Linked DNA regions of Homo sapiens: regions 1, 3, 4 and 5 are each linked to region 2. Evidence: chromatin loops called from intact Hi-C (ENCODE). Cell type or tissue: PC-9. All regions are shown on one strand. Links, peaks and the distances in the headings refer to the core of each region. The heading gives the core; the rest is flanking DNA.

What was found. A loop is a pair of places that touch in the nucleus more often than their neighbours do. Peaks named below come from ENCODE experiments on the same cell type or tissue, not always from the same donor. Only the 100,000 strongest peaks of a DNase experiment are listed, where the experiment ranks them.
Region 1: a loop joins it to region 2, with 4 times the contacts of the local background. A loop is called at or near these places in 3 of 110 quality-filtered maps.
Region 3: a loop joins it to region 2, with 7 times the contacts of the local background. A loop is called at or near these places in 3 of 110 quality-filtered maps.
Region 4: it touches region 2 in a loop (7-fold over the local background); 2 of 110 quality-filtered maps call a loop at or near these places.
Region 5: a loop joins it to region 2, with 12 times the contacts of the local background. A loop is called at or near these places in 4 of 110 quality-filtered maps.

Annotation. Positions count from the first base shown.
Region 1 is chr5:40,584,530-40,590,682 of GRCh38, reverse strand. No RefSeq gene overlaps it. Among named protein-coding and RNA genes, the nearest start is that of PTGER4, 92 kb to the left of the region's middle. In PC-9, for the core only: no CTCF peak of the experiment used is centred there; a DNase peak (open chromatin) is centred at 2,992; H3K27ac peaks cover 1,526 bases.
Region 2 is chr5:40,515,461-40,521,613 of GRCh38, reverse strand. No RefSeq gene overlaps it. Among named protein-coding and RNA genes, the nearest start is that of PTGER4, 160 kb to the left of the region's middle. In PC-9, for the core only: no CTCF peak of the experiment used is centred there; a DNase peak (open chromatin) is centred at 2,903; H3K27ac peaks cover 2,902 bases.
Region 3 is chr5:40,399,429-40,405,581 of GRCh38, reverse strand. No RefSeq gene overlaps it. Among named protein-coding and RNA genes, the nearest start is that of LINC00604, 160 kb to the right of the region's middle. RefSeq lists an enhancer at 1-399. In PC-9, for the core only: no CTCF peak of the experiment used is centred there; a DNase peak (open chromatin) is centred at 3,471; H3K27ac peaks cover 1,484 bases.
Region 4 is chr5:40,435,142-40,441,294 of GRCh38, reverse strand. No RefSeq gene overlaps it. Among named protein-coding and RNA genes, the nearest start is that of LINC00604, 200 kb to the right of the region's middle. In PC-9, for the core only: no CTCF peak of the experiment used is centred there; a DNase peak (open chromatin) is centred at 3,594; H3K27ac peaks cover 1,561 bases.
Region 5 is chr5:40,382,374-40,388,526 of GRCh38, reverse strand. No RefSeq gene overlaps it. Among named protein-coding and RNA genes, the nearest start is that of LINC00604, 150 kb to the right of the region's middle. In PC-9, for the core only: no CTCF peak of the experiment used is centred there; DNase peaks (open chromatin) are centred at 2,796, 3,936 and 4,596; H3K4me3 peaks cover 1,480 bases; H3K27ac peaks cover 3,769 bases.

The DNA of each region.
Region 1 (6,153 bases), core at 532-5,531, 69 kb before region 2:
ACAAACAAACAAACACAATTAAATAACAGATGCTGGTGAGATTGTAGAGAAAAGGGAAGGCATATACACTGCTGGAGGGAATGTAAATTAGTTCAGCCACTGTGGAAAGCAGTCTGGAGACTTCTCAAAGATCTTAAAATAGAACTACCATTCAACCCAGTAATCCCATTACTGAGTATATACTCAAAGGAATATAAATCATTCTACCATAAGGAAACATGCACAGGTATGTTTATTGCAGCACTCTTCACAATGGCAAAGATATAGAATCAACCTGGATGCCCATCAACAGGGGACTGTAAAGAAGATATGGCACATATACACCCTGGAATACTATGCAGCTATAAAAAATGAGAGCATGTCCTTTGTAGCAATATGGATGGAGCTGGAGGCAATTATCCTGAGTGAATTAATACAGGAACAGAAAAACCAAATACTGCATGTTCTCTTATAAGTGGGAGCTAAATATTGAGTGCACATGGACACAAAGAGGGGGAACAATAAACAATGGGGCTTATCTGAGGGTGGAGGTTTGAAGGAGGGTGAGGATTAAAAACCTGTCTATTGGGTATTATGCTGATTACCTGGGTGATGAAATTATCTGTACACAGCCCCCATGACATGCAATTTACCCATGTAACAAACCTGCACATGTACCCCTTGAATCTAAAATAAAAATTGGAAAGGAAAAAAAAAAAGAAAAACTTGTTCTTAATGTTTTCATGTAACAATTATCTCAGCAAATTCCAAAATACTTTATTTACTTTTGTGTAGTAATGCTTTTATTCAAAGCAGGAATTTTGTTGCTTACACTTCTGAATGGGTATATACAATGTCTTTTATTCCTTCTTGGTGATTTTTACAGCTGATTTTTTTCCCATTCAAATTAATTGGGTTCCAGCAAGAAATTCATAATTGTAACAAAAAGATCTTGAAATATTTTATTTAGTTTGGTAATTACTGTGTCATTTGCAACATAAAAATGATATATAATATTCTTTTCACTTAAAAAAACTGTGGAAAGTCAAAGAACTATCCAACTATACTTGGCTTTGGCTAGAGCATAAAATGTAAAAAAAAATCCTTAAGATAGTATTAAAAAACAATTTGATACAGATGTTTTAATGCGAGAAGCAAGATAACAGCAATAGTTTTCATCTAGAATAAACACAATTGGGTTGCCTACTATATGTATATAAATATATATGATTTAAAGTTTATTTTGTTTTTCTCCTTGATTTGTTTTGATTTTGTCTTCAAGTGCACAGAATGGAGAAAACTTAATGGATGTCTCATAATACAACCTCACCATTGTTTTATGTATGGCCTGCTTTTATCTACTCATCCATCATGATTAATATAATCATTCATAAACTCATCATCAAAAATAAAAGCTAAATTCTTTTTTTTTTTTTTTTTTTTTTTTTAGACAGAGTCTCATTCTGTCACCCAGGCTGGAGTGCAGTGGTGTGATCTTGGCTCACTGCAACTTCTGCCTTCCAGGTTTAAGCGGTTCTCTGCCTCAGCCTTCTGAGTAGCTGGAACTACAGGTGTGCACCACCACGCCTGGCTAATTTTTTGTGTTTTCTTTTTAGCAGAGATGGGGGTTTCACCATGTTGGCCAGGCTGGTTTCAAACTCCTGACCTCAAGTGATCTGCCTGTCTCAGCCTCCAAAAGTGTTAGGATTACAGGTGTGAGCCACCACACCTGGCCAAAGACAGGAGCTAAATTCTTGATAATAACTTACATCAAGTTATATGGTTTCCTTCTTCTGTACCACCCCATTCCTAGCTTTCTCTTCCCTGGGAAGCATCACCCTCTTCCCTTGCTTTCTCTTGCTTTTCTTTTAATATAATTTATCGCATCTGTATCTATTCCTAAATAAGATATCCTACTGTGTGTGTAATCTTTTGAGAATTATGTTTAACTTAATAACATACTGCTAAGATTCATCTATATTGTTGTGTATTGCTATTGTTAATTTATGAGATTTTCGAATAGGACTTTGTTGTATGAATATGTCATTTTTTTCCATCTTGTTGATGGGCATTTGGGTTATTTCTAGGTTTTGCTTTTGTGTACAGTGCTGCTACAGACATTCTTGAGCATGTTTCTTAGAGTACTGGCACAAGGATTTCTATTGGGTATACCCCTGGGAGTGAAAGAGGGCATGTGAATGTTTAACTCCTTGAGATGAGAAAAATTATTTTCCAAAGTGATTGAGCCAATTTAATCTACTTCCAGCAAGACATAGAAGATTCTGTGGCTCCATATTCTTGAAAATGCCAATTATTGTCAGACTCAGTATTATTTTTTTGCCAAATGAACGAGTTTAAAATGATATCACATTGATTAATTCTCTGATTAATAATAATGTTGAACAGCTCCTTACATGTTTATTGACTATATGTATTTTTTTGTGTGTGAAATGTCTCCTTAGGTCTTTTGCTTCTTTTTCTATTAGGTATTTTAATAGTTTTTCTTTTTGTAAAATAAGACTCATTCAATTTACAAATGTCAATAATTTTAGAAAAAGATCAGCAAAAAGCAAAAGACTCTGTTGTGAACCAACTTTCATCATGTTAGTCATGCAAAACTTTTAGGTTCTTTCTTTTTTGTCTTGATAACAATAGCCACAAAAGATTTTTGAAGTAGCAATGGTTAGCTTCTTCTCCACAACCTTGCTACCAGATTAAAATGAATACATGTCTCAGACTGAAGTCTGTTATATAGTCAAATACATATTCAACAAATATTCACTAGCTAGCAGGTATAAAACTATTCACAAATTTGATCTGCAGGCTCCATGAAATCTCAGTCATCTGCTCTTTCAGGTGTCAGAGTACAGGTTGGCTTATTTCTATGTCATCTAGTCAGTCTCATTTGATTGAAACAATGGTTGGATATAGAATGTATCAGAGATTAGTTTCCATTCCTAAGGAGACATGTTACTCAGTTCCCTTGTACACACAAGAGTGAACAGATCTTTAACAACTCTAGACAATCCACATTCCTTGAATACCTGTAATTGCACAAATAGGAGAGAATTTCTAGCATGCATCAAGCAAATAAATAGTCATTAGTATCACATAATTAATTGGACTAATTTGACATCTTATGCATCAGCAAAATGTCTATTGTCAATCAAGATACAGACAGCAGAAGGGCTTAACAGCAGCCACTCTGAAGAGAGGCCCTTTCTAGTATAATACTAGCTCATACCTCGGTACTGCATTCTTGAAAGAATGTTGCTGAGTATCTCTAGAATCAAAGCTTAAGTGAATCAGCACTTACATACTATTACAATAATGATGCTGAAGTATTTTTTAGGAAAACAACAGTCACTGTGACAGATTCTCACAGTTCTACTTCTTTCCAGTAGACATAACTACCGTTAGTTTAATATATACTTCTCTAATAAATGTCTTATTTTTTTGCACAAAACAAATTTAGTTTAATGATTTATAAAACAAACACCTGTATAAAAAACAAACCCTAGTATATAAAAAACAAGCACCAGTATAGATCAACATTAAAGCTGAGAAACAGGACATTGCTTACACCTTCCTGAATGACTCCACCTAATTTATCCCTTTTCCTTCCCCCTCTAGGTAAGTATCCTAACAAGGACAGTAAGATGTTCATGTTCTTGTTTTCCACTGTAGTTTTACACCTATTTATGTATTCTTAAACAATATAGTTTTAGTTTACTTTAAGTTTTAATGGTCTAAAAAGGAAGCATTTTTAAAAAGTGATTTGTGAGAGGAGTTTAAATGGGTTATTTTCTTCTATCCCATCAAAGTAACCCTACAAGTTAGCTTAGCTGTATATGCCTTCATAAATCAGAAATGGTTCCATTTCTCAAGTTTGCAATGTCCCATTATGCCATCCATTACCCAAGGAAGGAATTCTGTATTTACTGGCTGTTAATAAGTGACTTTATTTTTATTTTTTATTTTTTCAACAAATCAATTAATGCAGATTATTAGCACTTTTATATAGGAATTCTCACCTCCCAATACAGAGGCTACTCAGAATGTGTTTGCTCACCCACTCAGCAAGCTCCCCAGTCTTTGACAATCATGTTGGGTCTCTAGACGTTGTTGTGTCGTCTTCTAAATCCAAGGCCTCTTATGCTAAGTTAGTGCTATTTTCTTGATGAATGTTGCTGGCAATTTAGTTTGTAGAAGGCAATTTTTGATTCCCAGTAGAGAGGAAATACTTTTAGGTGAAAAAGGAGTGCCTGTCCTCAATGAGGGCCTCTGGTGCTCAGTACCAGGGGCCACCAAAGATGTGTGAGCTGGTTATTGTCTTGTGTCATGGGAACATGTTTTGTGCCAGCCCCACCTCGCCTGTTCTAATTCATCTGCAAATAATATAGTTAGAAATGGAGGCAGAAGTAAGGCTATAGCCTTCTTCTAATATAGCTCCATTTCTGTGTCAGTTTTTGACTTTTCAGTATGTAACTTTGCTTTCATTTATCCCAATGACCCTTACATTCTTTGCTTTCATTTATACCAATGACCCTTACATTCTTAAAACACCTGGAGGTGTTTTAAGATCCTTATAGTTAAGGGTTAAGAGCAAATTCTCATAGGCCTGAGGATAGGTTAACCTCACCCTCCTTCCACTCCAACACACATACCTTTTTCCTTTAGTCGGGACTGTGGACACAACAATAATTGGTTTCTACCCTAGCTGGACAGCCAAGGGATTGCAGAGATTGTGTTGGACTTGACTTCTCCATTAATAAGAATGCTTATTGAGTGCTTACTAAGTATCAAGGGGGTGTTAATTGCTTCACATACAACATCTTATCTAATTCTCGTGGTAACTCCGGAAGGCAGATATTAAAATATCATCAGTGCATTTTACAGATGGGAAACTAACCCAGAGAGGTTAGGTAATTTCCCCAAAATTACATATTTAGTGGCGGACCCAGAATCTAGGTTTGCCTCAAAGATGTGTACTCTTAATAACCACAAAACTATATTTTCATGTTCCTTGAAGTGGCAGAAATACAGCTCTAAGAAGCTAGTTGTTCCTTTCGGTGGCTCAGAAAATGGGTAATGGTTCCAATGTGAAAATGTAGAAATGTCCTTTCTGGTTTGGAGTCCATTATGATGAACAAAGATGTAGTTGAGTTCTTTTCTCTCATTTTGGATAGTTCACCACATGTTTTGTTTAGGTACCATAGAACCCTTAGACCAATATTTTGGATTCATAGAGCAAATGCGTTGGCTATGTTAGTCGCTGGCTTGATGTAAGTCACTTACAAGTTCCTGGAATATCATCTAGTTTTATGTTCAAAATATGTACAAAATATCCCTCCCATGTGCTAAATATATTACTAAAAAAACCCACCAGGCAAAACCCCCTCAACCCCTCACCCCTAATATTAGTAATTTCAAGTTGTGTCTCTATTCAAAACTCTCAAGGTCTAATGGTGTGAAGGAAAGAATGTGGATCAAATAGTCCTCAGTTTGAATCCCCACTCTGCCTTTTACTGACTCTGTAATCTTGGGCAAGTTTCTTAATCTATCTGGGCCTCAGTTTTGTTTTCTATTAAATGGGAATATATATTAACATTTTCTTTATAGGGTTGTTGTGAGAATTAAATGAGGTCTAGCATAGTGTTTGACAGGCTAAAGATTCTCCTCTAAGCCCTGGTAAGTGTTCAAAAGTGAACTACTCTTTTAAAAAAGTTATTGTGAATTTTGTTAATAGAATTATAGAATCTAAAGGTTGAAAATAACTTTGCAGATCACTGAATGCAGGTTTCCAAACATATCTGTGTATCAACATCAATTGAAGAGCTTTAAAGTACACAAAATTCCAAACTCCAGTGGCTAGAGATACTGATTTAGTAGGTTTGGGTTGGGAAGCAGGAGGCCTGGTCTTTAAAAAGTTTCATTTATAGTGGTGAATACTTGTCGTTATGCATTTGTCAAACCCCATAGAATGTATAACACTAAGAGTGAAGCCTAATGTAAATTATAGACTTTGGGTGATAATGATGTGTCATGTAGATTCACCAGTTGTAACAAATGTACCACTCTGGTGTGGACACTGATGGCTGAGGGAGGCTCATATGTGTCTACAGGGGAGCAGGGAGTATATGAGAACTCTTCATACTTTTTTTCTCAGTTTTG
Region 2 (6,153 bases), core at 639-5,638:
ATGCTTCTGCCAAAAATATTTGTTTTGGCTGTTACAGGAACTCTGTCAATAGAGTCTATGGAAATATTGGTTACTTTGTGTCCTGGACAGGTGGCCTTTTCACTGCTCCCTAATTCACACCATTTCGGTAGCCTTCTGTTAGTTCAGTGTTTTCAACCTTGGCTACACATCATAATTGTATAAAGGGCTTTCTAAAAGTACGGATGTTTGACTCCCTTACAGATTCTAGTTCAATTGATCCTGAGTGGTGCCCAGGCAGAGGTACTTCTTCAGAGATCCCTAGGTGATAGTAACATGAGCTAGGTTTGAGAATCATCTGTAGTAGAACAATCTTTGCATCAGTTGAGCTTGGTGTTTAATTCTGCCTCACTACTCCCAGCTGGGTGATCTTGGGCATGTTGCTTAAACTTTCCGAGCCCAACACCTCCTATCTGTAAAATAGAATAAATGGTATCTACACCACAAAAGCTTGGTTTGAAGAGTAAATATTTAACCTAATGTGTTCAGCATTTTACAGGACCTAATAGGGATTTAACTTCAAGTCCAGCCCTTTGTTATGACTTTCTCTCTCATTTTTCTTCCATGTGACTTTTTTTAAACCATCAGTGTCATGTTTTTTTGTTCTCCTTAAATGTAAATATCTTCCCACACTTTTAGCACTTTGTATCCTGTTATTGTTGATAAAAGCCATGAAAAAGCAGTGGTTCAAAAGTCAAGAAACAGGACCATGACCTAGTGTCAGTGCGTCTCTCATTTAACTCTTAATATATCTAACTGGACTCTGGGAACTAACCTCAGCTTTGATCCACTGACAGTTCCTTCCTTCTAGTTTTAAAACTGTGTTTGACATTTACACTCTCTTTCTTTAAAATTAACCCCTTGAAAATGCTAAGATTTGATGTCCCTATGCTACCTTGCAGTTGGGTACACAATGGCGGTAAGGGTGATGATAACCATGAGGATGATAATAATGATGTTTGAGGACCTTTGACTACAATCACATTATGTAAAAGAGTCTGTTCACATGGCCTAAGTGGGAGAACATGAGTTAAGTAAGTACCTTTCTCTGTAGGCTGACATAAGTGTTATGAATGTTTTCAAGTTCTTTATTTAAATTGTATCAAGACCTAATGCTGCAAGTCAGCCTAAACTCTATTTTCTCAGCTATATGTGTTCATAAGATGAATACTTTTCCAATAAGATTTTTCTGAGTTCATGAAATAACCACTGTTAAGCCATTGACATCATACAAATTATTTTGAAATGTTACCTTATATTTTGTTTTCAGCCCACTTTTCCTGAAACAAAAAACTTTTTACTTCGAAATTTTAACTGAAAACATTTCTAGGCTATAATCAATGTAGATATAATGGTATCTCATTACAGAAAAATTGAAATACTAGATGTAAAGTTCAAATTAATGGAGGAAAGGAATATATAATCAATATTTTATTCACATCCTGGTGATTTATTTTGTTGCTATTGATAATGTACGGTTTAGAACTATTTCAATCCATAAAAGGCCATCTTGGATCCATTTGTGAAATGTTCAATTCTAAGAAACATAATAATTCAGCAGCAATATATACCCCTGAACCAAATATTATTAAAAAAAATCAATACCTCATCTCCAACATAGAGAATGCAGCATGCTGCACTTTACTCAGCAAAACAGAATTCTCTTCTACAAAAAGTTGCAGGTCTAACAATTCAGTGTCTTGGAGGACTTTACAACCAAATAATAACAAGGAAATGAAGGAAAAAGTGTTCCTATAAGAAGATAGCCAAAGACCAAAGATGACTTTGTTGGCTCCTTTCCTGTTGTGATTTAAAAATACTGATCATGAGAAAATAGGTTGTACATACATATTATCTCCAGGGTTAGGTTTCATGGAATTAAAAAGAGGAGAAGCAAAGAAGGAGATCTTGGAGCAGATAGCCAAATTTCATGATATTCATAAAGGCAGAGGGCAGTCATACATGATGAAGTGCCATGTGTTCTTCTGTGCACAATAAAGAGATCTCGTTAAACTGGGAAGTCATTTATTCCTTTAGGGAAGGATGCAGATGAGTTAGGGAAATGCCAACAAATTGATCCTGAACATAAAGGAAATGTTATCAATGTCTTATTTTGGGACAAAGTTTCAAATTCTTTTTCCTATTAATTCCAGAGATTTATGGGGAAGCAAAACTGGTTTGCATTTTAGGGCATTTGGATAAGCAAAGTCGATTTTGCTAAGGAAATAATTTAAGGCAGGTAGCCAGAGAAAGGCTGATAAACTAAGTAGCTGCCATGTAAACATACACTTCTGGATGACTTCATAGGAGCCTGTTGTTCTTCCTCAACCAAACTGTCAGGTTCTTAATGTTAGAGAACTTGTTCACACTGAATAGGCCCCTAAGAGGTGCTTTGTACCAGACTCTAAATCATCTTATACAAAGTACTGAATTGTTTGGGTCCACTCAGAAAGAGTTATCACCTCCAAACTCACTCCTACACTTGGCTCTGCTTTGTATCATGAGTATAACTCACGTTAAGAAGACTCAATATAACAAAATACGGATTTACACAAAAGTTGAATAATTGGGGGAAGTGCTAACTTAGGATATGAGAAGGATGATGAGACAGGTCAAAGGATGATCAGAATCGTAAGTCCAAGCATATCTGCATGAAATGAGCCTGAAGGGAGATCTAAAACTGGGTGCCAGGCCAAGAGGCAGGAAGGACAGATCACAAACGTGTACCTTTGGTTCAAATCAAGTCTCAGATCTAGGGTAAGTGACTCATAAAGTTTCAGAGATCAGGCAATCAACCTGTTGGAAGGCAGCCATTTAGTCTCCAGAAGATGGGGATAAAGGGCAAAAGACTTAGACATTGGGGGAACTAGAATGTAAAGCAGGGAGATGAAAAACTAGGCAACAACTAAGACTGAATACCGGGGATATGGAAAACTGTAACTCAATAGCTTGAGACCCATGGTACTATGAGCCATCAGTGAGAATGGCTCAACACTGACTCAGAGCGCTGTGGGTAACCAGGACACCTTAGAGCACCAGGCCTCAGGGCAGGGTGATGCCTACGTCAGAGCAGTTTAATCTCTTGATAGCAGATGTTTGAGTTCCATGCAGGTAGGAAGTCAGATATATGATTACAGGGGTGATCTGTCTACTCTAAGGTAGAAATTCAAATATGTGGGATTTGGTTTTATCAAAAGCTCTTCTTTTTATTTTTATTTATTATTTTTAATTTTTATCTATTTATTTATTTTGAGACCCTGTTATGAGACTGGCCAACTTTTGTATTTTTGGTAGAGGTGCGGTTTCACCATCTTGCCAAGGTTGGTCTTGAACCCCTAGGCTCAAGCTCTCCACCCACCTCAGCCTCCCAAAGTGCTGGGATTACAGGCATGAGCCACCATGCCTGGCCATCTCTTGGTTTTAAATTTTTTGGTACACATTTGTTGAGTACAGTGTCTTAAATATTCTTTTCTCCTTTAATCTATTTACTAAAAAAATTATTAATTGCATATTATGACTCAGGTAATAAGCTTTGCACTGGGGTTATTGGAATGCAAATGATTATGATGCTTGTCTTTAGAAGCAAACAGACAGGCGAACTGATATTTAAAATATCAAGTGTTTGGTACAACCAGGGAGATAGGCACAGGGTACTATGGGGCATGGCTTGGAAAACGGAGGCTAAGGAGGCTTCCTGGAGTAAAAGAGCTATAATCTAAGGTGTAAAAGATGAGTAAAATTATCTAGGTAGATAGGCAGGGTTGAGGGACAATATAAAAGGAGGAGGGCCTTGAGTACCAGGATAAGGAACCCTAGTTCCTTTAGGTAATCAGCAGCCACTGAAGAATTGTAAGCAGAAGAGTGACAAAGTCAGAGTTTTCATTTAGATAGCTTTCTCTGGTGACAGTGAAGGACTGATTTAAGGAAGTCAAAACACTAAAGGGAGCTTGTTAGAAAGTTGTTACAGTGAGAGAGAATGAAGGCCTGAGCTAGAGCAGTCGTATTTTATTTATAGAAAGAGGAGAGTAAATCGACATGCAATAAAACACCTGTTACAGATTTGAGTTTAAGTTGTTTTGTGGGGATATAATTCATCTTTAAAATTTGCTGTCAAGAAGGATATACAAATATAAAAATTCATTAAGCTGTACACTTAAGATACACACACTTTATTGTAAGTTATACCTTTATATATATATGTGTGTGTATATATATATATATATATACACATATATATTTTAAAAAGAAGAAAAATTGTTAGAGGCCTTGGTTCTGGTAAAAGAGATGCTAATTACGTTTTGGAGCAAGTTTTCTTTTTTTTTGTGAAAACCACTAGCACAGGACCTGGCTTGTTCAGATTTCCCCCAGAATGCAAAATGTGAGAGCACTTATGGGCAGTACTTTACTGGAATTTCTTTTTCTTTTTCTTTTTTTTGCAGGGGGCAGGAATAAGGGAAAGGGGAAGCAAAGCAGAGAAAGAGAGAGAGCCAATACAAGGCAGTGTTATAAAGTTGGAACCACTATGGGAAAGACAGGTTGTTTGGTCCCAGGGAGCCTTCTGAGAAACAGCATGAAATGCATTTTAGGGGAAATGTTTGCCCATTAGTCTCATCTCCCATTGGTCCAAGGTTTGCCCCACAAGGAATGACTCCTGCACTTCTGAGTGCATACATAGACAACAAATGGGTTCCTTTGGTGCCCCTTGCTTTATCATCAACAGAGAAACCCCAGTGTGGAAGGCAGAAAAGCCCCCAGTGTAGAGGCACCAATTCTGGAAATGGAACATCAGGGATGATTTTTACTCTTTGATCCTGAGATGCATGCATTATGGCTACTGGGGACACAGCATGAGTTTTTAGCTGTTGGCTTAACATATATACCACGTCATGGATTACAGCAACCCAGTCCTTGCTATGACCATGTCTTCCCCAAGCTGGTGCTGTAGCTGAGCCTTTGACAAGACTTCCACTGTTCTGTTGGGTCAGCTACTTCTGAGCAATTGGTTACATGATTAGGCCAATGGTTATGTGCTCATTGTCACAGCTTCTTTGCAATAAAATGGGCTCCTTGATCTAAGACAATGTTGTGGGAAATACTATGTGATAGTTCAGGCATTCTGTAAGCCCTTAGATGGCAGTGCTGCAAGAAGCACTTGGGACAAGGAAGACAATTTCTTATGAGAGTAGATGTAAATTCTGGAAAGGACACATTGTGGTACTCTTCAGGGTGAAAGAGTCCAATGTAATCAACTTGCCACTAAATGGCTAGCTGTTCTCCTGAGGCATTGTTCTATATTGGATTGTTCCTTATTGAATATTCAACATTGATTTCTGCTGCTGGCAGATTGGGCACTCAGCAGTGAGAGTAGCTAGATCAGAGTTTGTAAAAGTTGGTTCTGTGCTTAATCATCTTTGCCAGCATGCATACTATGTTCATGGGTTTAGCTGGTTAGCACTGGACTGGCCAAGGAGTGAGACTTATTGACATTCACTGAACAAATCATTCTGTGCACCTAGAATTTGATTGCTTCCAGGATGGTCTCAGATGGGTATTAGCATAAAAAAATTCTGCATGCCTTGGACCATCTTCCACTGGTCACCCACATACCTCATCACCAGTCATGTTTTGGTCTTCAATCTAATTCCTTTCAGACCTCTAATAACCACCCAAGTCATTCAACATAGCTCAGGAATTCATATCCATATCTTGGACCACTTCTCTGTCCACACTAGGTAAATAATCAAATAAATGACTTGCAGATATGCCTATTGGAATGATTTCCTTTCATGACTGCCCTTTAGGACCACTCCTGAATGGGAATATAATACAACAGAAGTCCATTTTTTGACAGCACAGACATTGCTCTGACTCATCTGCGCACCAAGACTGTGTTTCCTCCTCCATCAGTTGGTAGGAAGAACTACCCCTCCACTCCCCATGAGACCTTACATACAAGCCGAGAGATTGGTGACAGCATGACAAAGATATGTGACCTGGTAGTCTGGGCTGCCTCTTCATTATAATTTACTCGTGCCTTCTGGACCTGATCCTGAATGATTATTTCCCCCTTTCCCCACTTTTCAACTAATTCAAGGTGGACGGAATGTATTATTTCTATTGTTTAATAAATTCTTG
Region 3 (6,153 bases), core at 430-5,429, 120 kb after region 2:
CATCTTCACGAATCATAGGAAGGTAACCTTGACAGGATCTGAACTCAGAGCTGTTTAGAAAGATGAAAAAAATACACACTTTTATTTGCTTTTGGAAATGCTTGTCCCAGATCTGACAAGTGGCCACATGTGACCAGTTATGATGAAATGCAGGAAATAACTTACGATAACCCTGACTTAAGAATGTGAACATCCTCCAGCATGCTTAAGTCCAGCCTACTGGGTTCTTTTTGGAGTCTAAGGTCAGCTACAGCTTTTTGATCCATAGAACTTGATGTCCATTTCTGGGGAAGGATAATATGGTTTAGAAATTCCATTAAATGGCTAGAATGGTTACTGTTCTTTTTCAAGTCCAGGTATAAAGACAGAATTAAATACTTTTCCTTGTCATTATCCATACTTAACTTTCACAGTTTCATATTATTAAAAATAAATTGTGATTTACCTCTACCAACTTCCAAAAAGAAATCAAAGCAGAATGCAAAAGCATTGTCAATGCAGTGCCTCATGTTGATGCCACTGTCCTAAGATCTTCCTTGCAAAGAAAGGATGAATTTTTTTCTCAGCAAATTTCTTCTTCTGGCAACACCTTACACAAGGAATACTGAATACTTTATTTTTTAAAGTGGAATTGTGCCAAACTCTACCAGTTCTATCCAAGTAGAAAAAATAGATTTCCTCATTTTACACTGCCTCATGAACTATATGTATGTATACATGTGTTTCCTAATCTTCATAAATGTGAAGTTTTCTATTTTGCTTTCTCTTTCATATGACAGAACCATGTGATCAATGGAGGTTTCTGTGGCATTTCCTAGTCCTCTGATTCTTTCTAGCTCTTTGCATCTGAAAAGATAGAATGAGTATGAGTGGTTTAATGTCTTGTGCCAGTATCTTTCTGTTTATATTCTGTAGTTGGGCATAGTTCATTGCATTTATTAATTTTTGTTGGCTAATTTCAAACTGGTAATTTTAAGCCTGAAAGGCCTAAATGCCTTGCCTCTGATTGAAAGACACTCTGATGGCTTCAGAAATGCTGAATGAGTTACCCTCAATGTATTGTTAAAAGCAGTTATCTTCAGAGGCCACTTATTCAGGGTCCTTTGAAACACTGGGCTGTGTATTAGTCTATTCTCACACTGCTATTTAGGTTGGTGCAAAAGTAATTGAAAATAATGGCAAAGATTGCAATATAAATAACTACCTGAGACTGGGTCATTTATAAAGAAAAGAGGTTTAATTGAAGCATGGCTGGGGAGGCCTCAGTAAAATTATGGTCATGGTGGAAGGTGAAGAGGAAGGAGGCATGTCTTATATGGCCAAAGTAGCAGGAAGAGAGCGAAGTGGGAGGTGCGACACACTATTAAACAAGCAGATGTTGTGGCTGGGCACGGTGGCTCATGCCTGTAATCCCAGCACTTTGGGAGGCGGAGGTGGGTGGATCACGAGGTCAGGAGTTCAAGACCAGCCTGGCCAACATAGAGAAACCCAGTCTTTACTAAAAATACAAAAAATTAGCCGGGCATGGCGGCAGGCACCTGTAATCCCAGCTACTCAGGAGACTGAGGCAGGAGAATCACCTGAACCCAGGAGGCAGAGGTTGCAGTGAGCCAAGATCACACCATTGCACTCCAGCCCAGGGGAAAATGCGAGACTCCATCTCAAAAACAACAACAACAACAACAACAACAACAACAACAACAAGAAGCAGATCTTGTAAGAACGAACTCACTGTCATGAGAACAGCAAGGGGAAGTCTGTTCCCATGATCCAATCACATCCCACCAGGCCCCTCTTCCAGCACTGGAGAATTCGACATGAGATGTGGGTGAGGACACAGATCCAAACCATATTAGGCTCTTACTGTTAATCTTTCCTCAATGCATTAAAAGACTTGGGTTACAAATCCAAGCTAAGATTTTCACTCAGGAAATTCGTGCATAATCAGACATGCGAACTTTGTTTTTTCTCATTGTACCAGTCTATCAAGGGGCAGCTTAACCCCCTCGGCTTGTATAAGTCCTAGTTTTGGGTATTTACAGTATCTTGTCAGCTTAGCGATATATTCTTTTTTCCTAATATGGTTTCTCCTTTGCCTACAAAATTCCCAACTGCTCTAAGGCAATTGCAATCTGTCTTAGTCTGGTAGAAATGAAAAACCATTGCTTACCTTTAAACACCCAGAAAATTAAAAAACAAAAACAAAAACAAAAATAAAACCCGCTTTCTTCTTTTGTTTAGCTAAGACTCCTTCTCATTTTTTTTAATCTATTCCCCATTAAATCCTATTTCTTAACCCTTTCTTCACCACTCACTTTAAAGATCTCCACATATACCTTAAGGCAGAGATGTAGGCTGAATTTCAAACTCCTAACATCTTACTTACCAAAACTGTGGCAAGATTACACATGTGAGTTGCCTTTTCCTGGCCTTATTGTTCATTGACCCACAGAAGTGGTCTCCTGTGTCTGATACTCCTTTGACCATCACCCATCAACCAGGCAATCACCTTTGGGATTCATCAGTTGCCTAATGTTGCAGAATTTGACTTTAGGTCCAGGATCTTTGCCGTCTCTGGGGAAGTATACTGAAAAAGGCATTTTACATCAGGGGTCTACTAAAATTGTCAGCTTTCTAAACCTAAATTCATCTCTTCAGGTTTGTAATTCAGTTGCTCTAATAAACAGCAACACAAAAACAAAAGCAAGACAAAAAAAGAAACAAGTTCCTTACCTTCTTACAAATACACACCCTTGTGAAATCCGGTCTGGTCTCTGTACAGGCAGCACTATGTTGGTAAGCCATTATCTCTTACCATTCTTTCAAGCCCAATATGATTAATTTTATTCTTAAGAATAGAAAACTACAGCTATATGTATATGTGTATTATATATGTATATGTACATATACATATATGTATATATATACAGCTATATGTATATGTGTATTATATATGTATATTATATATGTGTGTATATTTTTTCCACAACACAATTTTAAAAATTGATTCTTCCCATGACATTGTTATAATTATCATCCTCATTAAATACTTGTGAAATATCTACCATATGAATTGCGATAGGCATTTAGGCACAATGGTGAGTGCAAGGAATTCTATAAATATATATGCACTCAGGGGCCTTGAATTTAAGTTGTTCAGGCAGATGCATTATTCACAAAGAGGTGAATGACTATCCAGATAGGACACTGTGAGTGCCCAAGTATCTGGAGAAGACTGGAGTTCATGCCATGCCTGTGGACATGCTAATGCTCTGAAGGGGTCTTAGCTTCTCTGAAGTGAAGTGATTGAAGGGTAGGGTAGAGTCGTGGTAGAGAACAGAACTGAAGCACAGGGTCTGAGGCAGGTGGGGGGATGGGGAGATGACTGCTTGACAGATTCTGTTTTTTTCAGAGAAGCATAGAGAAGATGAATCACCCTGACATAACACAAGTAGCCTAGGAGGAAGAGTTCTGTCTGTGGCCATGAGTTGTGTAGCCTCAGGCAAGTCATTTAATGTCTTGGAATTTTAGTTGCTATCTTTGTAAAATGAGGGTTGGTTTACTCTTTGAAATGGGGACAAGTTCTGAGGTGGAAGCTTAGCAGGAAAAGTCTAAGCAATTAATTTGTGAGACAGAAACTATACAGATTGCTTTCTGCTCGGTAATAAAACTATCAAAAGATCATCATTCTAAGGTACTGCCAGTTTGTAATCATGATTGGAGGATAGACTTGGTGGGAGGCTGTAACATATGTGTTAAGAAACACAGTGAAATGGAATTAATAAAACAGGTAAGATTAATAATGACAGGTCTTAGGTAGTTGGGGAAATGTCTGAGAGCTTAATCAATGAAGTGATAGAATCTGAAGTTTAAATTTATGATTTAGTTATCTTCTGAATGTTCTCATTATGATACAGTGAGTCTCCCAGACTGTGGCTTTTAGGCTAAGCAATATTATGCGTATTAAGGGACACAAGGGATTTGACTGTGTCAAGTTTCAGTAATGATGATTCTGAGAGCTCCATTAAACATCTCTGCTTTCCTCTGAGCTAGAAGGCAAATTAGGCAGCAGTAAATGAGGCTTGAAGGAAATAGAAATGAGCAGCAATGGTCACAGCGAAAGTGAGATGAGGCCATGCACACACAGGCATACAGGGAATGAGAAGCTATTTGAAAACGTGACTGGGAGGAAATGCTTTGTGAGAGGAGCCTTGGAGGAGAGATATGTGTGAATCATGGCCAAAAATCAGCTCAGTGGGAACCTAAAAAAACATGATGTACAAAACTTAAGGAGCTCAATTCCGCTTCAGCACTGTAGGGTGACTATAGTTAACAATAATTTATTGTATATTTCAAAATACCTGGAGGAGAAGACTTGAAATATTCCCAACACAAAGAAATGATAAGTATTTGAGGTGATGGATATACTAACTACCCTGACTTGATCACTATACATTGTACCCCATACATACGTACCTTTTTAAAAAACTGTACATAAAACTGTACAATATATAATGATATGTATATGTATACAATATATGATAATATGTACATGATAAATATGTATAATGACACATATGTATATACTTACCCCATACATATGTACAGTTTTTTAAAAATAAGGTAAAGGAAAGTCTAACAAGGATTGTGGCCTTGAAAATACTATAATTAAATCATTAATTCTCACCTTTAATTCACCTGGAAGAGTTTACCCTGCTCCCCTATCCCATCCCATTCCATTCCAATACACACATATTTTAGGTAAACTGATTGAAATTTTTTTTCTATTATGGAAGTTGGTTGTCCCAGGCCAAGAAAATAACCTACCCTAAAACTGTATTTAAATGCTTGAAAACTTGAGTCTCAAAAAGGGATGCAAATATGAAGTTATGTCCAAAATTCCCACTCATTAGAGAATGTAAATGAGAACAATATTGAGATAGCATCATTTTGCTGATCAGACTAGGGACAAATAATCATGCATAGATGGTATTGGCACTCCCACCCCCACATCCTTTTGGCCGATCCCAGAGTTTGTCTGCAGACATTTCTCAGACATGACAACAAATTCCTGCACCTTTCCTCCAGTGGGCTATCTTTGGACACAGGAGCATGCTTTGTCCCTGCACAGGTCAGATGGGAAGTAACTGAGCCAGAATGCCTTGGAGTACCTCCAAACTACTAAGGGCTGGTGAATAAATACTTCACATCTTTGCCTTTTGTTGGAACAATCCTAAGTTGTGTTCCATATGGCCTTTCCATGGGTCTCCAGAATAATTGAGCCCAATTGCCCATACAGTAGGGTAACCAACTTATCTCTGCTTTTCTAGAACTGTCCCAATTTTAGCATTGGAAATTCTGTGTCCTGGGACACCCCATTGATTCCATGCAAACTGTGATAGTTGACCACACTACGAATAGAGGTAACTGGCTAGTCAATGTTCTGTCTATTTGTTCCCCACTTCTTGTCTTACTCCTTGCAACCTCATAGTGATTCCTGGAATTAACTTCAAAATAAACTACAGATGCTCCCCCATTTACAATGGGGTTATGTCCTGATAAACCATTGTAAGTTGAAAATATGACTAAGTCAAAAATGCATTTAATATACCTAACCTACCAAACATCATACTTTAGCTTAGCCCACCTTAAACATGCTTGGAACACTTACATTGGCCTATAGTTGGGCAAAATCATCTGGCAACACAATGTACTGTACAGTACTGGTATTTTTACCTTTGTGTGGCTGAGTGAGAGCTGCAGCTTACTGCATGGCCCAGCATCATGTGAGAGAATCACACTGTTTTCTACTGAATGTCTATAGTTTGTGCACCATTGTAAAGTTGAAAAAGTATAAGTGGAATCATTGGAAGTCAGTGACCATCTGTATTGCCTTCACATTTTTGTCTCAGGACCTGCTTTCAGGGGAATTCAAGTGAAGCCAGTTGATGATATCCACACTGTGAGGGTGTAAAGAAATAAGGCGACTCATACATTGTGTGGAAAGCAGAAATTTTCATAGCCCTTTGGAGGGTAATTGAACAGGCTTATGAAGTAAGAAAGTAATATGAACTGTCAGTGTGACTCTAAAGCTCATGACTTGCATTTTAAAAATGCATACACTTTGAATCAGGAATTCTTTGTCTAAGACTT
Region 4 (6,153 bases), core at 495-5,494, 80 kb after region 2:
TGTAAGTGGGACAATGAATTCATGTGGCATGGAATCTAATTTTGTAGACTTCGTATTTTTGCTTAGGAGCTACTTAGGTTACATTCTGTTGTTTGTCCACAAAAAAAGTCAATGCCAAGAGAAATGTGATGTACAGCCCTGTTGCACATTGAATAGCTTACTGGGGTCATTGTAGTCCTCACACCTGTCTGCAGTGAAGCTGGCAGTCCCAGGAATATGGTTTCTCCTGGAAAGTCAGAAAAAAGTAGTGTGCTCCCCAGATCTTGTCCACTCACCCTTTAACTTTCTGTGGACATCTAAGTTTGTTGTAATCCTACTCACTTGAAATATTCATCACTGGAAATTCCTAACTTGAAGTCATGCATTATTCTGTTTAAGGATCCAAGGAAACATCATTTTAAGACACATTATTATTGAGAATGAACCTTATGTTGACAAAGTTAGAACAACCTCTTGAGAGGGTTTATAATCACAATGACCTTTTCGGTTCTACCTATGAGGTCACCAACTGATGGAAAAACAAAAAAATTAGTTTCTTTGACTAGTTTCTGTTTGGAATGCTTTCAGACAAGGCAGAAAAAGGGAAATTTAGGAATTAAACATAATTTACAAGCAATAAGAAAATTCCTACTGATAATTTCCCTAGGCATACTCAGGGAGCCCAGGTAAACAGAAAAGGGATTTTTTTAAAGTGAATTTCAAAAGGATTTAATCAGAGTGAAGTCCCAGAATGGAATAGGGAGGGAGAATGTTGTTATACAGAAGAATGATATTCTTTTTTTAAAAGGGTCATAGAGAATACAAGAAGAGGTAGCAGTAGGGCTCTGATAAGCTTAAAGAAGTTATGCTGCTTTTCATTTTATCCTGTTAGTTGATGCTGACCTCTGCTAGGAGACTGAATCACTGGAGTTAGGTTAGGCTTATGTTGTCCAATACGGTAGCCACTAGTCACATGTGGCTACTGGAACACTTGATATGTGGCTAGTCTAAATTGAGATATACTGTAAGTGTGAAATAGTCACTGTATTTTAGTATGAAAATTTAGTGTGAATAAAGACTTAGTATAAAAAGAGTGCAACAAACTGATAATTCTAAAAAATTGACTACATGTTGGAGCAATAATATTTTGAACATATTAGGTTAAGTAAAATATATTATTGAAGTTAATGTCACTTATTTCTTTTTTACCCTTTTTACTAGAAAACTAAAAATTATACACATGGTGGCCGGGCGTGGTGGCTCACGCCTGTAATCCCAGTACTTTGGGAGGCTGAGATGGGCAGATCACAAGGTCAGGAGATGAAGATCATCCTGGCTAACACAGTGAAACCCCGTCTCTACTAAAAATACAAAAAATTAGCCAGACGTGGTGGTGTGTCTGAACTGGTGGGTTCTTGGTCTCACTGACTTCAAGAATGAAGCTGCGGACCCTCGCGGTGAGTGTTACAGCTCTTAAGGTGGCGCATCTGGAGTCTGTCCCTTCTGATGTTCAGATGTGTTCGGAATTTCTTCCTTCTGGTGGGTTTGTGGTCTCGCTGGCTCAGGAGTGAAGCTGCAGACCTTTGCGATGAGTGTTACAACCCTTAAGGTAGCGCGTCTGGAGTTGTTCCTTCCTCCCGGTGGGCTCGTGGTCTTGCTGGGCTCAGGAGTGAAGCTGCAGACCTTCGTAGTGAGTGTTACAGCTCATAAAAGCAGCGTGGACCCAAAAAGTGAGCAGTAGCAAGATTTTATTGCAAAGAGCGAAAGAACAAAGCTTCCACAGTGTGGAAGAGGACCGGAGTGGGTTGCCACTGCTGGCTCTGGCAGCCTGCTTTTATTCTCTTATCTGGCCCCCACCCACATCCTGCTGATTGGTAGAGCCTAGTGGCCTGTTTTGTCAGGGCGCTGATTGGTGCGTTTACAATCCCTGAGCTAGATACAAAGGTTCTCCACCTCCCCATCAGATTAGTTAGATGTAGAGTTTCAACACACAGGTTCTCCAAGGCCCCACCAGAGGGCCCCACCAGAGCAGCTAGATACAGAGTGTCCATTGGTGCATTCACAAACCTTGAGCTAAACACAGGGTGCTGATTGGTGTGTTTACAAACCTTGAGCTAGATACAGAGTGCTGATTGGTGTATTTACAATCCCAGAGCTAGACATAAAGACTCTCCACGTCCCCACCAGACTCAGGAGCCCTGCTGGCTTCACCTAGTGGATCCCGCACCGGGGCTGCAGGTGGAGCTGCCTGCCAGTCCCGCGCCATGCGCTCGCATTCCTCAGCCCTTGGGTAGTCGATGGGACTGGGTGCCGTGGAGCAGGGGGTGGTGCTCGTTGGGGAGGCTTGGGCCGCACAGGAGCCCATGGAGTGGGTGGGAGGCTCAGGCATGGCGGGCTGCAGGTCCCGAGCCCTGCCCCGCGGGAAGGCGGCTAAGGCTCGGTGAGAAATCGAGTGCAGCGTCGGTGGGCTGGCACTGCTGGGGGACTCAGTACACCCTCCGCAGCCACTGGCCCGGGTGCTAAGTCCCTCATTGCCCTGGGCCAGCAGGGCTGGCTGGCTGCTCCGAGTGCGGGGCCCGCCAAGCCGACGCCCACCCGGAACTCCAGCTGGCCTGCAAGCGCCGCAGGCAGCCCTGGTTCCCGCTCGTGCCTCTCCCTCCACACCTCCCTGCAAGCTGAGGGAGTGGGCTCCAGCCTTGGCCAGCCCAGAAAGGGGCTCCCACAGTGCAGCGGCGGGCTGAAGGGCTCCTCAAGTGCCGCCAAAGTGGGAGCCCAGGCAGAGGAGGCGCCGAGAGCCAGCGAGGGCTGTGAGGACTGCCAGCACACTGTCACCTCTCGGTGGCATGTGTCTGCATTCCCAGCTACCTGGGAGGCTGAGGCAGGAGAATCACTTGAACCCGGGAGGCAGAGGTTGCAGTCAGCCAAGATTGAGCCACTGCACTCCAGTCTGGGCAACAAAGCGAGACTCCGTCTCAAAATATACACACACACACACACACACACACACACACACGATTTGCACTTGTGGCCCACATTAGCAAGACTCTGTCTCAAAAAAAACACTATATATAGTATGTGTGTGTATATATATATATATATATATATACACACACACACACACACACGGTTTGCACTTGTGGCCCACATTATATTTTTATTGGATGGTGCTGATTTAGGCACTGCAGAGCTGGGCCTTTTGGGGAAGATTTGTTAGCTGTCTGGGCTTCAGTATGCATGTGTCTCAAAGGCAGGAGATAGAGGTGATGACCTGGACCTGCTTTTTGTAGACTTGGATTTTGTTTTCTTAATTTCTAAACTTGGGTCCTTTCTCCAATAGATAAATTTAAGCCTCGGAAAACTATTTATTATGAACAGCTATTTAGGTTTCCACAACAATAGCCAATTTTCAAATAATCTCTAAGTATAGCTCCTTCCTTATGACAAGTAAATAGGAAAATGTAACTGATATGTTGGGGAACCTACGGGTGGAGAGTACAGGACAGCGGTCAAAGAGTGAGTCAGGGCCAGGGCTAGCATTAGCATCTCTGTGACTCACAGTTGCACTCTAACCACTTGATGATTTTCATCTTGAGAAATACTGAGTGTGATGGCCCTTTCACACCAGGAAATACTGAAAATTGCTGAATCGGTGTTTGTCAAGCTGATAATTTGACTGATAAAAGCTAGGTGGGTGCAGTGAAATGGGTGGGTTCTAGCCTGCAGCATTGTGCTATCTGTGTATGAGCTACCGTAGGGTTACATCACTGGTTTGACTCAAGAAAGAGTATAAGGGGAAGCCACTGATATTACCTGTTTAGTGAAACATGAAGGAAATCCCACTGCAGAAGTGAAAATGTTACTGCCTACTTTTACCAGTAATTTCAAATGTAAACATTTAATTTAAAGAAATACTAACAATAAGCTTATGATAATTTCTACAAGGCTGAAGCCTAGCACAATTGGGTGAAAGAAGAATTTACATAGATTCACTGGCATGTCAAAAGGTATTTGTGCAGGTGTGTTGTCACCTGACCAAGGTGTCCATACCTGTGCTGTAGGTATATTTAAGATTTTGAAGATTATATTTGAAAAATATTTAGCTTTGTCCTCATAATCGTTTATACATGATTTTCTTGTGGTGATGACCACAAGGTTTTACCGTTGTGTGTCAACATCTGTGTCTCCACAGATGTTGACTCTGAACTTCTCAAGGTAAGGGACTGCATGTTTTTCCTTCAGTTTCTCTGATACTGAGCAGCATCTGCTATGTCGACAGTGGTTAATAAAGGTTTGATGAATTGAGTAGGTCTCCTTCATTAGGTGTATGAGGCAGAAAGAGGAAAAGAGAACTCGTGATGTACAGGAGCTTCTTCTTAAAGGGACTAGTGGGTAGGGAATCTAACTCCATAATCTGTCATTTCCAAATACCTGCCTGTTCTTTGAGCTCAAAAAAGTGGAAAGGAGAAGGCCTTTAAACTTTTGGATATAGAAACCTCAGTGTGGAATTAAGCTTGAGGTAGATGGTTGAGAACTAAAATGTTATGCGTAAGACATTAACAGGATTGACGTGTGACAGGCTGCAGCTAGGAACCAGAGGAAAGGAACCAGAGAGGCGGAAGAGATGTTATGGGGCTGAGTGGGGAACAAACCAGCGAGAAGTTATTCATGGCAGGAAATGGCTAGTACTTTTTCAAACAGTGAGTCTGAGGTTTAATTTTCGGTTTTTGTATTGCTTCTATTATAATCTCAGAAAAAAATCCATTGCCTTCAAAGTGCTTAAATTTCCAGTTGGGAAAGGAGCCTGCGTGTGTGTGTGTGTGTGTGTGTGTGTGTGTGTGCGCGTGCCCATGCCTGTTGTGGGGTAGCAGGTAAGGGTGGAAAACAAAACATGGTTTTTATCCCCCAAATTACTCTTTCTTATTAGGGAAAAGGAATAAAGAATGAAAGTTTTCCTTTGGGTTATATCTAAGAACTGGATAAAGCTCTGGGGATGTCCTAAGGAATAATTTCTTATGTAATTTTTCAAAAAAAGTCAGTTTTTCATTTTAACTGGTCTGCTGATTTTTGGGGGAACAACAGTACAATTTGCAATTTGATGCCTACATATTTATAGGGGAGTCCTGTCCTGTCTATCTCAATGTTGAACCCAAATTCACATTGTCCTCCACGTAAGCTTGCCCTCCACTCAGAGCCACTACCCCACTGACCAGTCACGGAGGACAAAGGTTCTGCTGGTATCACAAACTCTTATCTCCAGAGAATGACCTACTGGATGTTATGGATGTGGACCTAATTGGAATGAACAAAAGCAAATTAGTTGTCATTGAAATAAGAAGTGGTGCCAGACAATATAAAAGTATTCACAGGTTTCAAAAGTTAGGGTGCTTCAAAAATGCCTCACTCTCAGCAAACTATCGCAAGGAAAAAAAAAACCAAACACCGCATGTTCTCACTCATAGGTGGGAATTGAATAATGAGAACACTTGAACACAGGAAGGGGAACATCACACACCGGGGCCTGTTGTGGGGTGGGGGGAGGGGAGAGGGATAGCATTAGGAGATATACCTAATGTAAATGACAAGTTAATGGGTGCAGCACACCAAAATGGCACATGTATACATATGTAACAAACCTGCATGTTGTGCACATGTACCCTAGAACTTAAAGTGTAATAAAAAAAAAAATGCCTCACTCTTGCAGCTGCATGTTTCTTTATAAATCATGGTAGGATTTTTTAAAATTCGTGTTTTCTTATGTGATCTCTTTCCAAAGAAAACTAAGTCATTTCAGACAAAGATAATTATGTTTTATTTTAAATATTATATAATGATGACAATTATATGGGTGTGCTTCTATCTTCACTCTCTTTTATTTAGAATTAGGTTTACCTTAGGAATTACATAAAACTCAACTAGCAGTGGCTTACATAAATAGGAATTTATTTGTGTTATAAACACAGACACACACACACACACACACACACACACACACACACACAATCTGGGGGTAGGTAATTCAGGGATGCCATTAGGGACTCAGGCTGATTCTTTCTGTTCCTGTCTTCAAAATGTAAAATTGGACCTCTCGTTTGCCACCTCATGATCACAGCTAGCTGTGGAACCCTCAGACTCCTGTACATTATTGGGGCATTTGAAAATGGATAAAGAGTAAAG
Region 5 (6,153 bases), core at 469-5,468, 130 kb after region 2:
CATCTGGGCAAAGACCAGGGGAGACAAGAGTGGGGAAGTTATGCATTCAGATGATGTTGGGGAAAGACACTTAGTGCGAAGGGCCTAAGGCTGTCAGCTGGACTGGAGCAAAGTAGGTGATGTGTTCATGAAGATAATAGAGTGTGTGTGTGCGTGTGTGCGCACACGCATGTGTGTGAGAGAGAGATCATGTAGGGCCAACGATTTTAGATTTATGTATATATATATTTTTTCAAAAGTTAATTATGAAGGAGGAAGGACCATAAAATATTTAAAGTTCAAATTTCTCTAGTTCCTACTTTCTTAGGGGATTAGTTTTAGGGAGAACTTTTTTTTTTTTTTTTTTTTTTTGAGATGGAGTCTAGCCCTGTTGCCCAGGCTGGAGTGCAATGGCGCCATCTCACTGCAAACTCTGCCTCACAGGTTCAAATGATTCTCCTGCCTCAGCCTCCTGAGTAGCTGGGCTTACAGGCGCCCACCACCATGCCCAGCTAATTTTTGTATTTTTAGTAGAGACGGGGTTTCATCATGTTGGCCAGGCTGGTCTCGAACTCCTGATCTCGTGATCTGCCTGCCTCAGCCTCCCAAAGTGCTGGGATTACAGGTGTGAACCACCGCACCTGGCTGAGAAGTTGTTTTAATCTATGTCATTTTGTAATCTGTACAAATTTATTTTAAAGTGATTTAAGTTATATATTGGTAAAAATTAAATAGTTGAATGAAACAGGTTTCCCTAAGATGACCCAGTAACAGAAAAATTTGTTTCCTGCTTGGAGTGCAAACAGAAAGGACTTAGTTTATGTCTCCTTTAACCATGCCCCCATGCCCTTGATAAAAGAGCTGCTTCTACCTCAGCTGAATGGGAAGTCATTTTGATTGAGTCTGGAAGGGGAATCGTTGGTGGTGGGACTGTCTTCTGAGTGGGGAACAACTGCCCAGGTCTGATGAGGCTCCCTGGGCCATCTGGAGAGTTGAAGTGTGTAGCATTATGTGGAACGGGACGTAAAATTCTCCAGAGGAAACCAGAGCAGCAGCTTCAGCATCACTGGACACTTGTTGGAAATGCCAGTTCCCAGGTCTGGAGGTGATGAGTGTTGGCAGTACAGAGACGAATGAATGAGGGGCCTCTGTCCATTCCACTAGAAAAAGAGGTTCTTGACCCTGGCAGCACCTTATAATCCACAGGGAACTTAAAACAAAACAAAATGAACAACCGATGCCACGGCTTCTGTACCAGAGATTCCAATTTAATTAATCTGGGGATAAACCAAGAACATCAGTATTTTTAACTCTCCTAAAGTGTTTCTAATGAGCAGAATCAGTGTAATAGAACAGATTTCTTAACTTCCACACTATTGACACTTTGGACTGGAGAGTCTTTTGTTGTAGCAAGCAGTCCTGTGCATTATAGGATGTTTAGCAGCATCTTGGCCTTTACTTACAGAACCCCTGACCCCATCTGTAAAAATCAAAAATGTCTTCGAATATTGCCAAATGTCTGCTAGGGGGCAAAATTGCCTCACTTGAAAACCATTGCTCTATAGCAATAATTCTCAAAGGTTAGTGCAACATTGCCCAGTAGAAACATAATGCTAACCATTACAAGCATATGTAATTAAAAAATTTTTAGTAGCCACATTAAAATAAGCAAAATGAAACAGGTGAAACTAATCTTAATAATATAATTTAATTCCTATATCCAAGATAGTATTTCCACATGCACTTAATATAAAAAATATTAATAAGGGATTTTTATATTCTTTTTTCAAGTCCTTGAAATCTAGCATATAATTTATCCTAACAGCATATTTCAATTCAAACTAGCCACATTTTGAGTGCTCAATTGCCACATGTGGCTCATGACTAGTATTGGATGAATGGGGTTTAGCAGGCGTCATAATCACCTTGAGAGTTTGTTAAAATATAGAGTGTTGGCATCCTTGCCGCCCTGTCCCCCTCTCCAGCTTTTGATTCGGTAGGTCTGGGGTGAGGCTTGAGAATTTGCATTTCTAAGAAGTTTCCCAGTAACACTGTAGCTGCTGGTCTGGTGACCACACTTAGAGAACTACAACCACAGATGTAGAGAAACCCTAGAGGCTTGTTATTAAAAAATGTGGTTTGTGGAGCAGCAACAGCAGCAGCAGCTGGGAGCCTGTAAAAAATGCATAGTCCCAGACTCTCCCCAAGACATATCAAATCTGCATTTAGTACTGGAATCTATGTTTCTTTTTTTTTTTTAAAACAGGATCCCCAAGTGATCACATTAAAATTAGAACATAAGACCACCTTGAGTAAAACTTTCCCTGTTAGTGTCTATCTTAGTGTTTTCTTCTTAGGACTTTTCTCAGTTCTTCTCTATTTTTCCCATGAGAATCAAGAATGTAGAATCTTGGTTGCTTTTTTAATTTTTCTGCTAACCATTCTCTATCAAGGGTCTAGTACAGTGCATTCACATAAAAGGCACTTACATAACTATGGAATTAGTGATACTATAAAAGAAGAGAAGGCTGGGACAATGGTTAGATACCTTCTTTGGCTTTAAAGATTTGAATAAAAATGTGTTTCTAGATGAGTTGAATACTGGAGTTCAGGAGCTGATTTTGCAGCTCCTGCAGGCTGGAAGTTTGAATGGTCCTTTCCTTGAGCTTCACCTGTACCCAGGGGGTATGGGTGACTCACTTGGCAAAAATTGCCTTGTGTGGTGCTTGTTCTCAGCCTGCTTGCCAGATTCCTCTTCCTGGCAAGGTAGGGCCCCATTCTTTTTCCTTTTGAGGAGTGGAAATAGTCTGGTGTTTGTGGATCACCAGCATCCAGGAAGTGCTCCTGGGATAGCCCTACTTCAGAACTGTGAGTGATGTTTAAAGTGTTGGTGACCACACAGGTTTCTTCACACTTCTGCAGCCAGCTGGCATTCCAAACTCATCATGCTCAAATTGACTCAGTCCTAAATAACCAAACACTGTGAGAGGGTGGAAATTTGGTTTCCAAAGGGAGTTACTGAAGTTACAAATCCTGACTAAAGTATATATTTTTCACATATAAAAATAGTCTCTGGGCTCTTGGATCAGTTTTATTTTTTTTCTTATGCTTTTAATCATAGAAAATAGTCTCCCCATACTTCTTTTGGGAAACATAGTACGTTTTTTTTTTCTCCTCCGTTGATATTTAGTGCTAAGAGTGAATTTACCAAAGGGTTTGTGAATTCTGTCTGTATATCTTAATGTGCACCCACAACTTTGTAGACAGATGGAAAGATGAAGTAATTCAGAGGTTCAAAAGAAAAAAAAAAGCAGAAATGAGCAACATTTCATAATCTTCTTTGCAACTGGCTTCATTGACCTTTTTCTTACTTAGCTTCCTTCCCTTCACGGCAAGCTTTTGAAAAAATTGGGGACAATGTAATAGTGAAGTGACTATTCTATGTTTTACAGGAAGATTTAAATGAGAAACAATTGCATTGACCAAATTAATGAGCTAGATTGTAGTAGGGCAAAGGTTGCCTGGGGTGTATGCAGGGGGAGGGCAGGAGGGATTCAGCTGAATGAAGTGACAGCCCTCTTTGTTAACTTCAGACCTGGAGGTGTGCTACAGTGTTTTGTCATTGAAGGGTGTATCATCTTAAGGGCATGTAATTTGCTATTAGTTCTCAATTTCAAGCTATTTCCCTCTTAAATCTGAAAAAGTACCAATCTGAGGAGATTATGCCAGGTATATACTGAGTGAATGCTTCACAAGTGAGGCTCATCCAACATTATGGTGAACATTACTATTTAGTCTCTATAAAATTATATCAGAAAGTGAGAAGTATAGATGAGATTTGCTCCAATTCACTCAATGAATCTGGCAGGTTGGAAATAGGCTATTACACTAGACTTCCTGATGGTTTAGTGGGAATTCCTTTGCTTATGAAGCATCCATTATTGCCTGAGGCATTACTAGTGATTAGAAGGGAAATATTTCTGCTCCAATGCCTTTTGCTTCAGCAACCATAGTTTAGCCACGCAAGGGGGAATCACCTTTGCTCTGGTTTCTTGTCTTAGTGTGAAAAGTCCCTGAGCAGCAGCCTACCTCTCCCTTCTCCTCATATTTAATCAGTGAACACTGATGGGGTAGCTTCAAGAGTAGGTACTGTACTAAAGCAAAGGCTGGTGGTTATGTTGGCAAAATAGAAAATGAAAATAAAGGAAACCCTATACAGTAAGTCCTCACTTAATGTTGTTGATAGGTTCTTGGAAACTGTGACTTGAAACAAAACAACATAGAATGAAACCAATGTTTTATTCTTATCAAGGATGTTGAAAGAAATGATATTATTCAAAGACCTGTTGTATGTCATTTCACTTTAAGTCACAGTTTCCAAGAACCTATCGACAGCATTAAGTGGACTTACTGTATATCATAAAGTGGAAAGTTTGGCACAGTAGTTACAAAGGGCAAGAGACGAGAAATATGAGGCTAAATTAAACAAGGGCTAAAATTTTAGATGTTATTTAGCAGAAAAGTTATGGTAAGGGAAATATTATTTGGGATTGTGCTTCTTCTATACATTACCTCATTCATCTCTATGGTAACCCTAAAGACACATTGCACAGGCATTCTTCCCAATGAATGCATGAGGAATCTGAGGCATGAGACATTTAGTTACATAACTGACTCTCCAGCTCATTTAAGGCTGGAGATAAAGTGAGAGCCAGAACTTTGGTTCTGAATTTTCTTTGAAAGATTTTCTGGGATCTCTTCTAGCTGTGTGATTGTTATGTGTAGTTTTAAGCATTTATGAGCATCTTACCACCATTCCCAAGAAAATGATCTATGAAGAAAATTGTCTTAATCAGCTCAGGCTGCTACAACAAAATACCATAGACTAAACAAAATACTATGCAATTTGAAGGCTGGGAAGTCTAAGATCAGAGCACTGGTAGATCTGGTATCTGGTGAGTGCACTCTTCCTAGTTTGCAGACAGCTGTTTTTTTGTTATATCTTAACATGGCAGAGAGAGATGATCTCTTGTTTGCCTCTTATTATAGAGGCACTAATCTCATTCATGGTGGAGGATGAATGAGATTAGGGGATGGTTCCACCATCATGACCTAGTAAGTTCCCAAAAGTCCAACCTCCCAATACCATCACATTGGGGATATAGGCTTTAATATGAATTTTGGGAGGACACAAATATTCAGTCCATAGCAGTTGTGATGTACAATATCTCTTCATATCATTTTAAAAAAGGAACAATGGATAGGCTTTTAAATTTGTGTCTTAGCTGTCTTTCATCTAAAATTACCAGTTCTCAAGTACTCTGCAATTTAACTGCTTTCAGAATTTCACTGCCTATCTATTGATGGCATTTTAACTTTCTGGAGCCTGGCAGCCACAGTCACTTAATTAAAAACATATTTGTTTTATTAATAAAGTAGTTACCATTATTTATTATTCAATTTTCAAAATATGGTTGATAATGAACACTCATGGTTTCTTGTTGAAGCAGGTAAATTAGGAAGAAGATCAAGTCTCTCTGAGTTGAATTTACCTTATAATCAGCCTGAAAGCAAAATAAACAATATAGTGTTCTAGTGTTTGAAGGACATGCCATCATTTGCTAAGAAAACATTTAGGTTTTTGAAGATTTTGTAAAACAGTTTGATCCTCTATAGTGCATATTTTGTTACACACATTTTTTTTTTTTTTTTGCTGTGGTCACTAGTAGTGAGGGAGATGTTTATTGGGCTAAACCTAAGGAACTTCGATCACATTGGAAAAATGAGAAGAACAAATAGCAACAAATCCTCCACACATACTGATTGACTTGGACACAGTCTCTTCAGTTTACCTGTGACAGTGTCACCATGGATCATCCTGCAGGCATCTGTTTATCCTCCTTCTGTCAACCTTCAAGTAAAGGCTGTATCTGGAATGTCCTACATTTCCCCATTTATGATCTTTCAGCCCAGATTTATCTTAAATCGACTGAGATTTTCAGCCTATATAACCTTTAGGGATAATAATATCTGGAAGTTTGTCACCCTGTAACCAAAGTAGCACTTTATAATTGAATCAATAGACTTGATTGCATTCTCTAAGAGATTCAGTCTGAAATTTTGTCTAGTTAGAGTCATAGGTCTGTTTCTCTGAAGGAGGTAAAAGAGGATTCA